3 separate regions of the Mus musculus genome follow, and regions 2 and 3 are each linked to region 1. Evidence: chromatin contacts called from ENCODE POLR2A ChIA-PET data. All regions are on one chromosome and are shown on one strand. Each heading gives the region's core, a stretch centred on a gene start or an enhancer-like site at or near the end of the contact. The rest is flanking DNA. Distances are from core to core; before and after follow the strand shown. Region 1 holds the start of Map3k3 (mitogen-activated protein kinase kinase kinase 3). Region 2 holds the start of Tcam1 (testicular cell adhesion molecule 1). Region 3 holds the start of Ddx42 (DEAD box helicase 42).

What was found. ChIA-PET counts read pairs that join two places held with the same protein, here RNA polymerase II (POLR2A).
Region 2: POLR2A ChIA-PET joins it to region 1 with 15 read pairs in embryonic stem cell. The contact joins the promoter of Tcam1 here to the promoter of Map3k3 in region 1. POLR2A ChIA-PET finds 5 or more read pairs at or near these places in 3 of 5 experiments (Patski and embryonic stem cell).
Region 3: POLR2A ChIA-PET joins it to region 1 with 25 read pairs in embryonic stem cell. The contact joins the promoter of Ddx42 here to the promoter of Map3k3 in region 1. POLR2A ChIA-PET finds 5 or more read pairs at or near these places in 4 of 5 experiments (Patski and embryonic stem cell).

Annotation. Positions count from the first base shown.
Region 1 is chr11:106,082,098-106,086,680 of GRCm38, forward strand. Map3k3 (mitogen-activated protein kinase kinase kinase 3) reads left to right here and starts at 2,490. Exons shown (of 16, transcript NM_011947.4): 1 at 2,490-2,836. The coding sequence starts at 2,833.
Region 2 is chr11:106,274,259-106,278,841 of GRCm38, forward strand. It overlaps Tcam1 (testicular cell adhesion molecule 1), which reads left to right and starts at 2,464. Exons shown (of 8, transcript NM_001379686.1): 1 at 2,464-2,535.
Region 3 is chr11:106,214,267-106,218,849 of GRCm38, forward strand. It overlaps Ddx42 (DEAD box helicase 42), which reads left to right and starts at 2,660. Exons shown (of 18, transcript NM_028074.4): 1 at 2,660-2,890. Ccdc47 (coiled-coil domain containing 47) reads right to left here and starts at 2,101. Exons shown (of 13, transcript NM_026009.2): 1 at 1,883-2,101.

The DNA.
Region 1 (4,583 bases), core at 1,240-3,739:
CCAGCCCCTATTTGACTCATCTTAAAACTGATGGGTTATAATATTTGTAAATAGGGTTCTCTAGGATCATGTTTCTGATAGAAAGTCTGTGGTGTGAATACACTTTAAGTAAATGAAGTAAGAGATGTTGATGGTTTGAACTGGGCTAGCGGAGCTAGGGTGAAAGAGAGGCAGAAGGACTGGAGACCTGATCACTCGGTGTCTTCCTTGGGGAACTGATGAGCAGAGGAAATGTGAACAGTGGAGGGAAGCGATGGGTTCAGTTTGGACCTGTAGAATGTGAGGTGCCTGTGGAATGCTCAGGAATGTTGCCTCGGGAGCTTAGAACCAAGACCTGCCTGAGCTGGAATCCTCAGCACACAGGGTAACTGCAGCATGGAAATGTTTGACTTCAGTGGCTGAGGGACAAACAGTGGGAATCGAATTCACAAGAAAGGCATCTGAAGGAAAGGCAGAAAGAGGAAGCTTACTAGCTCAGTCATTGGAGAGGCTAAGTGAGATTACATGGCTGGGATCTAGTAAATAGCTGGTGTTTTTCCCTATTGTTTCTTCACCAGAAAAAAAAAAAAAGATTATTCTATTTCAGGCACTTCAGTAAATTAGGGACTTCTTTGTTTTGTTTGTTTGTTTGAGACAGGGTTTCTCTGTGTAACCCTGGCTGTTCTGGAACTCACTCTGTAGACCAGGCTGGCCTCAAACTCTGAAATCTGCCTGCCTCTGCCTCTACCTTCCAAGTGCTGGGATTAAAGGCGTTCACCATCATTACCCGGCATAAATTAGGGACTTAATCAAGTGAGAATATGAGACTTGAGAGTTTGAAGAAAAACGAGTTAGATACAGTGGCACAGGCCTTTAATTTTAATCCCAGTACTCAGGGGGTAGAGGCAGATAGATCTGTGAGTTTCAGACCAGACTACAAAGAAGTTCCAGGACTACAGAGAAACCCTGTCTCGGAAAACAAAAAAACAAAAAAACAAAAAAAAAAGTTCCAGGACAGTCTAGGTTAGAGACTCTGTCTCAAACAACAAACACCTCGTACACACACACACACACACACACACACACACACACACACGAGAGAGAGAGAGAGAGAGAGAGAGAGAGAGAGAGAGAGAGAGAGAGGACAATAAAGTTAATAGTATGGGTTGAGAGTGGGGATGAAGAAAAAGAATTGCGTAAGACACTCCTTAAGAGATCTGATACTCCAAAGCCACCTCCTAAGGTAAGTGTTTCTAAATGACAACTGAAAATGGCATCAGATTTTTCTGGAATCTGAAATATGTCATTGGAACTGTCTCCAGAGAAAGGGAAGCCACACTAACTGTGGTAGAGTTGGAATCTTAAGACTGGGTGTATGAATTATTGAAACAATGGAGGTTGAAAAAGTTAATCACAATGCTCTTTTGAAAGATCACACAGCCAGTACAATTGTTTTGAGACAATATTTAGTGGCACAGGAAGCACAAAAGTGTAAGCACACCAGAAAACAATATGAAGTTATTTTTTGTCTAACGTTGCATATCTAGGTAGGAAATAGATAAAACTATCTTCAGGGTAGGGCTTTTCTTTCTGTTTTCCTGCACTTTTAAGTTTTCTTTTAAAAACGTGTCTCGCTTTTATAATTCTAAGAGCAAAACTTGTCCAAAAGCAACTCTAGCAGAACTCAGAATGTGGGGACCCACATTCCAGCACTAGCCTAGCCTTTGAAGACGGAGTATCAGGTGTGGCCTCGGAGGTCTGAGACCCAGGGGGATGAGAGAAGTAACAAGACCATCCCCCTGCCTGTAAGCCGAGGCTACTCAGGGTATCGCGCAGCTCAAGTAGCCTGAAAGCATCGAGCCAAACCTTCCCTGCCCAATCCGCGCCAGACACTTTGCCCCAGCAGGGGCCGGACACCTCAGCACCTCGAGGTCGCCAACAACCGACAACCATAGGGCCGAAGGTTTTCTTTTTCTGAGGGCCTCTACAGAAGACGACTTTGCAAGGCGCCAGGCCGGGGTAGCCGCCGAGGGGAACGGCGCCAGCCCGCGCGCCCGCCGAGGGTTCCGCAACTGAGCAGAGGGTTGTGGGCGGAGCCTCAAGCCGGAGCAGTGATTGGAGCAGCCCACACCTTGGCCAGAGAGGCTGAGAGCGCCAGCTAGCGACACTCCGCGGCGGGTACTCAGCGCTCTCTCCGTGATTGGCTAGGCGCGAGAGGACGGGCGCTGTCTCAGTGATTGGCAGGCTCTAGCCAGCCCTCGGAAATCGCCTTGACTTCGCCCATTGGCATCCTGTGAGAGTAGGCGGGATTGGTCCGTCGTGATTAGCTGGCGGATGAGAGTGAGGGCGTTGGGAGAGAGCGGGGAGGAGGAGGCGGGAGTATCTGACTTCCTCCTGGTTATTGGCTGGTAATGAGAGTGGGGGTAGTGCCAAGGCCCAGCGGCTGCATGCGATTGGCAGATGCTGGCATGAGTGACAGGCTGCAAGGCTTGCTGCGCGCCCAGCGGTTTGTTTTTCGGAGCGTTCCTGAGGTGGAGAACAGTGGCCGGTCGGAGCGTCTTCTGGACTTCAGGACTCGCAGGCGGCCCGGTCGAGTGGCGCCGCCGAGGCCGGGTTGGGCCGAGCCTGGGAGCGCCGGGGATGTAGCGGGCCAACCTGCTCATGCCACAGCGCCCGGCCGCGGCCGGAGCCGGAGCCTGGGGAGGCGGCGGGGGCCCCGAGCGCAGCCCACGGCCCCCGCGCGGAGCCAGGCCCGCTGCCGTCCCCGCCGCCCGCTCCCCCGGCATGCAGCCCCGGCTGCGGAGGTGACACTTCTGGGCTGTAGTCGCCACCGCCGCCTCCGCCATCGCCACCATGGGTGAGTACCGCCACCGCCCCGGCCTGTGCCCGCGCTGCTTCGCGACGCCCCGCCCCAGGCTGAGGGGAGGAGGACCCTGGGCCGCCGCCTGACAAGGCATGGACAGTTCGCCGGGCCCGGGGCTGAGGATCGCGGACCGCTCGCCTCTCCGCGGTGCCTCGATCGGGGCGCCGTTCTGGCTACCTCCGGGGGTGCCCTACCGGCCAAACCCACTCGGCAACTCTCTTTCCGGGCATGCGGCCGGCGTATCCCGGGGAGGGGTCTGCGGGACCGAGGCCCGTCGGGCGGCCCACTGCGGTCCCCAGCGAGCTGGCGCGCGAGCTTGAGGGTGGGGGAGCCGGAGCTCAGTGTGGGGCCGGGGCTGGAGCCTGGTGCAGGCCCAGCTGCTGTTGTGTCTTTTCCTTGATTTGCTTTTTTTTTTTTTTTTTTTTCCTGCCTGTGTCATTTCCTTCCCTTTGCTCACACAGGCTGGCCTGTGAGTTCCCGGGGCTTTGCTCTGGAGCTCTGTGCGCTCTCCTGCGCGGGGGAGGGGGACGCGGGGGGAGGGTATGCGGGGCATCCACTGCGACGCTATTCGACGCGGATCCCTGTTAGCAATAGCAGGCTTGAGAAATGCGAGCTGCGCTCCTCGCAGATTACTGGAAGTTAAGAATCCTTGAGCGCTGAGGGTTATAACTCAAACCCTACTTTTGGAAAAACCCGGCTTTTATATTTATCCTGCGCTACCCCTGCAACTATGTAACTTTTTGAAAGAGGCATTCGGTACATAAAAGGATCACTATGAAATCATTTCCTTTTTGTCAGTATTTGTAATTCTCCTGTGAAGATGTAATCTAAGAAAAGTTTTTTTAATGCCTTCTACAAAATATTTGAGCTGTTTTATATATATTTTGCATAATTTTGGTTCTTTATCAAAAAGTCTTGGACTTAGCTAAGGAATGTGTGACATTTTAAATATATTTTGCTTCCCCAGTTGGGGCAGGTATTGTGATGCTCATTTTCCTGGTCTCAATCAGGTTTTGCAAAAATATTTAGTATTATTCTAAGTCAGAAAGGGGTGAAATTTAGTGAAAGTCTCCTTTGCAGAAGTATTCATTGCTTGTGTGAGTGCTCCATAAGATGAAATGCTAATGTTTGTTTTGCCCTAAAGCAAGGTCAAGTCATTTTTGTAGGAGGTTTTGTGGGTGCAGTAGCAAATTGGCCAGATACTCGATTGTGGTGGAACTCCTTACTCTGGCTTTAAGTTAATTGCTTTGTTCTTTATCAGACTGCCCCTCATACAGTATGGGAAGGATTTGTTCATTTGCTGGGTTTTCTATTCCCTTTCCATGCTATATTTCAGATTTTTTTTTCTATAGAACTCTCATCTGAGAGACACCAAAGGAAACTAGTAAGGATTTACATTTCAACATTTATTTATTCACATGTCTAATACAATATATTCCAATAAATGTTTATGGAATGCTTATTATATGGGGCACATATTTCCTTATATATTATTGGGGAACAGAATTCTTTTTATCCTTCCCTGTTTCCCCACATTTACCTACTGCTACAGACTTTAAGCTAGATCTTTGAATTATGGACCTGTATTGTAATAGTCTTATACGCTTTCCTTCTTGCCCGGTGTGTGAGCCTTAAGTCGCAAACGGGAGTATGAGACCCTTGAGGATATACAGACCTCACATGGAACACTTTGGTTGTAAAACCAGTGTGTGAGTATCCAATAATGACGGCAACGTCTCAT
Region 2 (4,583 bases), core at 1,214-3,713, 190 kb after region 1:
GGTTTTTCAAGATAGGATTTCTTTGTGCAGCCCTGGATGTCCTGGAACTAGGTCTGTAGACCAGGCTGGCCAAAGATGACATAGGCTTTGGTCTTTTGACTAAACTGCTTTTGTTAACTTGTCCAATAAAGAGTTGTCCTGTAGGTGGGTTGATCTCACTTGTGTGCCACAAAGCTTTTGAGCTTTCAGAGATGGTAGCAGGTCCCAAAAATGTCAGGGAAGCAGGGTCTCGAGACCAAAGCCAGCATGAATTACTTATATGAAAAGTAAGGTCTGGATCAGTTACCTAAGACTGTCTGGGCAGAGTGAAGGCTCAGTTACCTAAGAACTAGACCTCCTGGGCAGAGAGAATGGGGGAGGGGGGTCTGTCTCCAGAAAGGCACCTTCAAGTGACTTTGGTTCAGAGCACCTGTTTAGTGGAAGCCATTTGAAAATTAAAGCCCTGAAAGTGCACAAACACACACACACACACACACACACACACACACAACTCTTCTGTGATCACAGTCTTTACATACATAATCTAACAGGCAATCTAAAGTATAGAATCTGCAGACAGTGGAGGGACCAGAGCTGATGTAAAAGAACATGGAATTAGGTCCTAGGAGCTCAGCTTCCCATCCTGGAACATCCCAAGAAACTTCATTTAATTGGCTTCTGGGGCTGCAGTGACAAAGGCTTGGCAAAGAGGAGCTTATGAAGTCTGGAAAGGCTCTTTTGGAAGGAAAAAATGACTTGTAACGTTTACAGCTTTGCTTGGGTTCTGCCATCAGTGTTTGCCAGATGTTTTCTTCTACTCCTAAGCTAGCGTGTCATATCGGCTTCTTTGCTCTGGACTGGGGAATATAACGGCGTTGGCAGTGTGCTCGCCTAGCATGCGTGGAGCCCTGCCTCCCATCCCTAGCACCACATAAAGCTGGGTGTGGTCATGCATGCCTGTAATCTCAGCACTTGGGAGGTGAAGGCCAGAGAAGTGGAAGGTCAGTTTCATTATTGGCTACAGTGTACATAATAAGATCCTGTCTCCAGAAGGTGGGGGAGGGGCTCCTTTGTTCAAAGAGCAGGAAAGCTAAGCCTGCATGAACTGGCCTGTGAATCTTCTGTGGGGTCAGCCAAGTTTGACTTGCTGCTCTGTAGAGCCAAGGCTTGCTGTTATGGTCCTAGTGTTTTCTTTATATCATGTAACAGCATCAGTGTCTGACAACAGAGAATCAGATAATGCACATGAAACAGTGTTACATGGTCAGTAAAAAGGATGCTGCAGGGATGGAGACATAGCTCATACATTAAAGCTGTTTTCCGGTGATATTGGCTATTTTTCTATTGCTGTGACAAAATGTGATGACCAAAGCAATTTAGAAAAGGAAACACTTAAACTGCATGTGGGGGGTGCAGACTTTTGGTCCCAGCACTCAAGAGACAGAGGCAAGTGGATCTCTGTGAGCTCAAGGCCAGCCTGGTCTACAAAGCCGTGTTGCACAAAGACACCCCGTCTTTAAAAACAAACAAACAAACAAAACCCATTTAATTGGCCTTATGGTTTCGAAGGGTTAGAGTCCATGCTAGGGGTAAAAGGCAAGGTGGTGACAACAGCTTAGAGCTTTCTCTTTCTCGACACCACCGTCATCTTCCACCCCCACCCCCATTCTGAATCACGTACTTCTGTTTTCCCAAATCTTTCCTAGCTCCTCAGCATGTCTTCCACCCCATCCAACTGGCTTCCTGCATGGGCCACCCTAGCCAATCCTCTGGCATTTCTTTTCCCCGAGAAAGCAAATCAGAACACTTCCATCCACGAACCCGAGTGTCCTCACTTATCTTCATCAGGGGACTTCAGAATGTAGCTCTCTGGGCTTCTCAGAACTCTCAGGGACTCTGAGCTGAGTCTGAGATAGGAGAGGCGCTTCCACCTTCCCTTCCATCCCGACTTTGGGAACAGCCCTGCTTTGCTGTATCACGCGATCGCAGGATTGCCTGTAAAGGACCCCACCGCTCTACATAGTCTAAACGCCGGTAACTTTTGGGAAAGCCTGTCTAAAGAGCTTAGTGCGGCATGGTTGACTTTACTGTCTGTCCCCACCTAGCTTATTGTCTACCAACAGCCCAAGTATCAAGGCATGACCTTGCACTGGTATTTCTCTTGCCACCAGCTCCCATAAGCAAGGGTTATGGGTCTGCATCACCAAGCCTCGCTCAGTAGCGATTGTCTAGAGACAAATCCGCACTCCTTTCGAAGCAGGAGATGGCTTCCCTACTCTTCTTCCGAAGCACCCAGCTTTTTAAGCTATTTGTTCACGCTTCTCCTCTCAGCCAATCCTGTTAAGAGGCAGAGTAAGCGTCACGAGTTTCTGGGCAGATCAGGGGACTTCGGCGCAGCACAGGCGCACAGCGCCCCTTACAGGAGCACGGACTCAACGGTTGCCGCACGTGGTGGTTTCGAGCGCGTTGGCGATGTCGCTGTTCAGTCTGAGGTCCCCAAGCATCGAGGAAGGTTCGGCAGTGAGGCAAGAGGGGCAAGACGACCGCTTTGACTCAGTGAGGATTTGGGTCCTATTTGGTTTGCTTGGATTTATGTCGGTTTGTACTTGTGAAATCCAGGAGAGGATCAGCTAGCAGGTGGGGGAGTTAGCCAACACGCCTGGAAGTATTTGGTTCCCATCTATTTCCAAGTGTTTTAAATACTGCCGTTAAATGCCTTCAGACTCAACTGTATGCACGCCACTTTCCCAGCGAAGGCTGGCCTTTTGATCCCCCATCCAAGTGTTCCTTCCCACAAGTATTAGTTTATATTTCCTTTGGTTCCACCATTGGTAATTGCTATAACCGTTCCAGTCTGTAGGAACCCATCAGTGGCTAAAACAAGGGACCCTTCCTTCATGGTGTTTATAGTGCAAGGAAGACAGACACAGCCTTTTTTCTTTTTCTTTTTTTCTTTCTTTTTTTTTTTTTTTTTGGTTTTGGTTTTGGTTTTTCGAGACAGGGTTTCTCTGTGTAGCCTTGGCTATCTTGGAACTCACTTTGTAGACCAGGCTGACCTCAAACTCAGAAATCCGCCTGCCTCTGCCTCCCAAGTGCTGGGGTTAAAGGCATGTGCCACCATGCCTGGCCGGACACAGCCTTTTAGTTCAGGGAAGAGAGGCACAGCGGAAACTTGGAAAAATGTTCCTGGCATACCACCACCACCACCACCACAAGCCATTGGCAAGAGAGATCTTTATTCAGTGGCCAAAGATGCTTCTCAATTCAGAGCTGGCTGACAGTAGTGGTCATGTTTTCTGAGACAAAGTCAGGACTTTCCAGGACTCAGGGTTAGGCAGTGCTGTCCCTTTTTGCTAATTTCATGGACTGATGATTGTAGTCACCACTGCTGTAGGTGACTTTAAAGGGGGGTGGGCTCTAGGTCAAGTTAACCCCGTATTATCCTTTTGAACCAAAGTGTTTTCAAATGGTCCCATATATCTGCATGCAACACTGTCTGAAGACAGAGGCAGGCCTCTTTATTCTCTCCAATCACTCATCCAAGGCTGGATTGAAGAGTGCTTTCAGTCTTCAGGATGTTTAGAAAAAAAAAAAAAAAAGTAACCCAGGCAACCATTCTTAACTGTGGTCAGTTGCAATCTATAACTGGAAGACCAACACTGCATTGCTACACTGTGTGACCTTCACAGTGAGTAGCTTTTTAAGTTAACAGAGAACAACTGAAATTAGGGGGAGTTATTTAGGTTCTCTCCGTGGTAACACTTACAGGGCATGGCCACCGTAAATGTGTTAGAGGTGATGTGTAGGATAGGAAAGGAAAACGGACCGACATTGTGGGTGCTGAGGGCTGAAGAGAGAGTAGTCAGGGTAAAGGGACCTCCTAAGAGATGAGCAGAGAGCAAGGGGAGGAGGGGATGGCTCCCAGGCAGAGAGGAGGCAAAGGCTGGAGTGTGGCTCCCGCTTAGGAGAAACCTCAGGAACACTTGAATGCGAATGGGCCTCGAGAACCCAACGTCCAAAGCACAGGATGTGGCTGAAGCCATACCTCACACATCTGGGATAGGTCCTGTCCCACAGCCAATCCCCAAGGGTCTGGACCGTGGGCCTGAACTTTCCAGTAGTTTAATCCTAGCTGGTCCTGGTGTTACACTCCTGTAGTCCCAGCATTAGGGAGAGATAGGAGGATCAGGAGTTCAAAGTCATCCACAGCCACATAGCAAGTTCAAGGCCAGCCAGCCTGGGCCACGTGAGGCTGTCTCAAAAACAACAAAGCCAAAGAAAAAAAAACAATTTAAGTTCTCTAAGTTGGGATATATTTTACAGAATAAACCAAGGAATACATAGACCATAGAGGGAGCAGATGCTAAGACTGCCAGCCTCGGAGTGACCAGACAAGTGTAGGCTGAGTGCTGGCTCACTCAGAATCAGATCAAATGCATGCTGACAAAATGATGAAGGATTAGAGCTGTGGGTGTGACAGGCAGATGGGAGGAGGGCATGACACAGCGTAGCGCACAGAGTGTCTGGGAACCTGGGATGGTGGCACAAGCCTTTAACCCAGCGTTGGAAAAACCAAGTCAGGAAGACTGTGAGTTCAAGGTTAG
Region 3 (4,583 bases), core at 1,410-3,909, 130 kb after region 1:
CCAGTGTAACTCTTGTCATTCTTGTGACATACATAAGGTTGGCTTCACCATCAGTACTAAAAGAGACAGCCATTTACCTACAGACCAACTGTAGATCTGTGTTTGGCCTGCAGACACGTTCTCCTGAACACACACTTGCTCAGATCACCGCAAGTGTGAACACTTAAGTACAGAAAGAAGATGCATCAGTCCAACTACCACGTTACTCCACGGGCTCAGACTGAAGGTACTGATTTTGTATGAAATCACAGAGTACAATGCAAAAATATTTCCAACCAACAAAAGCATTTATGCTACATTTTCAATTCTGCTCCCTAATCTAAACACCAGTCCTATATCTTTAATTATCTAAAAAACAAAACAAAAACAATAAACATCTGTTTTTAAGCATTGAAATTCAGCCTAAAGGATAGATGCGTGTAAGAGTTTTATTACTGATAGGGTATGTGTATTACGACTGATGATTAAACTAGAAGTTGTCTTCTGACCTCTCCATGCACAGCGATATAATACCTCCCCCTTTATATATGCCTGACCCAAATAAATAAATTAATGTAATTTTTAAAATGTTACAAAGGGAGGCTGGGGATGTAACTCAAGCTGTTGAGACTGTCTAAATTGATAGCAGGACCATATAAGATTGGGTGTGGCGGTTTACTCCTGTAATCCCAGCACTTGGGAGACTGAGGCCGAGAGTCCAAGGCCATCTTCTTCTACATAGTGAGTCCAGGCTTCAGGAGACCCCTGTCTCAAAAGCTCCAAGGGGCCGGTAGGGTGGGTGAGGTATCCCAGTACTCAGGAGTCAAATGCAGGCACATGTCCAAATTCAAGGCTAGCCAGGACTACATAGCGAGACCCTATACTTAAGGGGGTGGGGGTGGTGGCAGGTATAGTAGTTCCAGTGGCCTGCCCTGCCTTGTCCTACATAGTGATATTAGGCCAGCCTGCAAGAGTAAGAGGCACTGCCTCAAAGAACAAAGAGCGTCTGCTTTAGTGGCTCCCTGTCCAAGCAGAAGTAACTACATATCCCTGTCAATTTGACAGTCTGGCCATTTCAGTCTATACCAGGAGTGTTCACAACACAGAAGTGTTTCTAATGGAATTCATACAGGCTCCCTCAAGGTTATTTATGTTAAAATTATCCAAGCCATTTGTGCACTGGCTTTCTGATAAGACTCAGCTGGACCTGTCAACCCATTTCTCAGATGCACAGCTCTCTGCCAGGCCATCCAGCCTCTAGGACTTCTGAAGCAGAAAACACTAGACTCCAAGCCAGGCACAACATTAACACACCCATCTTGATTATCTTCCGCAAGCTCTCTCAGTAAAAAGGAGTATATGTAGCAATCATTGCTTGTCCTCCCAGGCCTCTGTGGCATCAGTCAAAATGATGAAATTTCTAGAAATGATGTAGACATTACTGTCACCTTACAAAGTAAAGTGTTGGTTACAAATAACTTGCATGTTAGAAACCTTCGGGTAAGGTCGACTCTAGAAGCGGTTGCTTCCGTGAAACTTCTAGTGTCTAGTCCTAGGTCCACCACGGAGAAGCCTAGTTCGATGCTCTTTTATTCTTCTGGCTACACACCAGATATTTTCTCAGATTTTGTCCTGTTGGTTGGGATCTACTCGAAACCTTCCCCCAAATCTTCCTAAAGCCCAACATAAAATGGAGCAGAAAAGGATGGACAGAGGTTTAGTCTTTTTTTTTTTCTTTTAATTCTGGAAAGATAAGTTGAGGGTATTGATGCATGTCACCACCGGCCGGACTTAAAGGGTTGGTTAGGAGGGAAACAGTACCTGGCTCTGCGGCCATGCAACTTAGTCACCGCTCGGCCTGGCACGGTCACACCGACTGGAATGTCATGGCCCCGCTACCTACCTGCACCCGAGGCTGCAACCGGGCCCGGGGCTCCTGAGGCCACTACCTCCAACCAGCCTGCCTTTGTCTGGTTTCTGTCTTCAGGTCGCAAAGATAATCTGCGGGCCGCGATGTCACTGAACAGCCCAGAACAGGTAGCTCAGTCACGGCACCCTACTCTTCACGTAGCTTCAGCCGTCCGTTACGTAGAATGCGTACAGCTAGTTTGCGCCTGCGCGCGGGGTGGGGGCGGGGCGCGGCCTTCAGGACATCCGCGCAAGGCGAGCTAGGGCTGCTGGGAAAATTACGTAACCCCCAGCGTCCCCTGGGCTACAAGTGCTCTAACTAGCGGAGGCTGCGTTTCTCCCGTAGGGTTCCGTCCGTCGGGTAGACGTCACTTTGATCGGATGCTCCGGAAGCTAAAGGTGGCCATAGTCTATGGGGCCATGTGGACAGAGGCATGAAGGGAAATGTTGCCCGAGTCGTGGGTTTTTTGTGTTGCTTTGGTTTTTGGCAAGGGACAAGAGCTAAGGGAAGGTGGACATTCTTATGTAAATGAAGTTTCCAATCAACACCTTATTACCTTGAGTTTTTCGGGCGGTTCCCCATCGCCGCGGCTCTCTTCATTGCAGACTCCCTCACTACACGACCCAGACACAATCCTCACCCAGGACCAGATTCCCGTCCGGGGTGTGTGACGTAGTTATGTTGCGTTCCGGAATCGGAAGAGCGGCATTAATTGGCGCCTTTCGGCAGCCGTAGCCCCAGCCCCACCCTTCGGCTCGCGCTCTACTTAGCGCGCATGTCAGACGCTCCCCCCACCCTACCCCCAGTCAGCAACGGGCCGTGAGGCGGCGGCGAAGGGGGCGGAGGAAGAGCGCGGCTGGACGCGGTCCCGCACCGCGCGTACGCAGGGCCGCGGGGGTTCTTTCGCGCCGACTGGAGTAGCAACTGCGTCTGCAGCCGCGGCAGCGGGTTTGGGTGAAGGGCTCGCCAGACGCAGTGCCGCTAGCCCGGGGGACACGAGAGGTAACTGGGGCCTGGCGAGGGCGGAGGAACCTCGGCCTCGTTTAACAAAGAATCGGCAGAGCCTGGGGACCCGGGTGGCTGCGGGGGTCCGGGCAGGGATGGGTACGCGATCTGGAGCCCCGAGGTGGCCCTCTGGAGCTACGTTGCCTTCCCACGGCTCTGCTCCTTGCACGTCTTAACGAGGCCCACTTGGCGGCTTTCCGGAGGCGGTGCTTGATGGGCTCCAGGAAGGGATTTTTCAGGGTGCTGGGCTCCGAAGCTGTGAGAGCCAGTGGAGGAGTATTGATCCTTGTAGGTAGCTGTTGGGGATTGCGGACCCACAAATGGAGGCGGGGAGGGTCTCGGTAGCGGAGGTTGACAGATTAGAAGGCTGTGATAGTCATTGATCTTTGTGAAACCTTGAGTAGATCATGATTAACATCATCACCATAGTTACAAACTTTTTGCGGCCTACTTGAGCCTACCTGATTTGAATAATATATATGGGTTGAAAACCTGTATCAGAATCGTAAGGAAAAAATTATACTAGTCAAGTTTGGAAGCATATATAAACTTTTCTGTCATCTTAGCTTTTTCCCTTTTCACCCCTACCCCTTTAGGCTGTGGTTTTGTGGCTTTCCTACTGTGTTGTTGTTGTTGTTACTATTTGCAAGTGTTATTTCTGTATTGTCTCCTACACATACCTGAACAGCTATTAAGCTGAACAATTATTAAGTAGAGTAGATATTATGTCTTTTTCTTTTTCTTTTTTTTCTTCCTTCGAGACAGGGTTTCTCTGTAGCCCTGGCTGTCCTGGAATTCACTCTATAGACCAGGCTGGCCTCGAACTCAGAGATCCACCTGCCTCTGCCTCCCAAGTGCTGGGATTAAAGGCGTGCATCACCACCCGTCGTGGGTGGTAGGTTATGTCTTAATTCGTTTAAACTTTGTAGAGTCCAATCCTGTTCTGACAGGTGGGAAGTGAACAGTAAGTCTGATATAAAAATTTATTCTTCCAGGGCGAAAATGTTATTTTACTTTACCTAGAAGGAGAATTGCAGTGATTCATTTAAAAATAAAATTGTTATTGCCTTGCCTCTGTGCCTGTTCTCTCTTGAATTGCTTAAGTGTTAAATCTATGACCACTGCACTCATGAGACTCTTTATATACATTTTTTGGACGTATTATTTTGTTTGTCTTTGTTTTTGTTTTTTCAAGACAGGGCTTTTCTGTATAGCTCTTGTTGTTCTGGAACTCACTCTGTAGACCAGGCTGGCCTGGAACTCAGAAATCTGCCTGCCTCTGCCTCCCAAGTGCTGGGATTAAAGGCATGCGCCACCACTGCCCGGCACGTTATTTCTTTATGTATGTTTATCATGCCCTCCTGTAGAGGTTAGAGGCCAACCTCTGGGAGTTGGTTTTCTCCTTCCACTATGTAGGTCCTCAGGATGGAATTCTGGTCAGGCGATTAATCTGTAGAACCATTTTACCAGTCCATTTATGAAACTTTCTAAAGAAGAAGGAGAGATGTGTGTTATGCTTTATGTTAAAGAGTAGTCTGTACCAGCAAAGGAGGCTTGGGAGAAGCTGCAATAGAGTAGTCAGGGAAAGCCCTTTCTGGTATCTAACAGATATTTAGGCAAGCTAGAAAATGGTGAGAGCATCTAACCACGGAGGTATCTGGAGAAAGGAATGTTCTGAGCAGGTGGACAG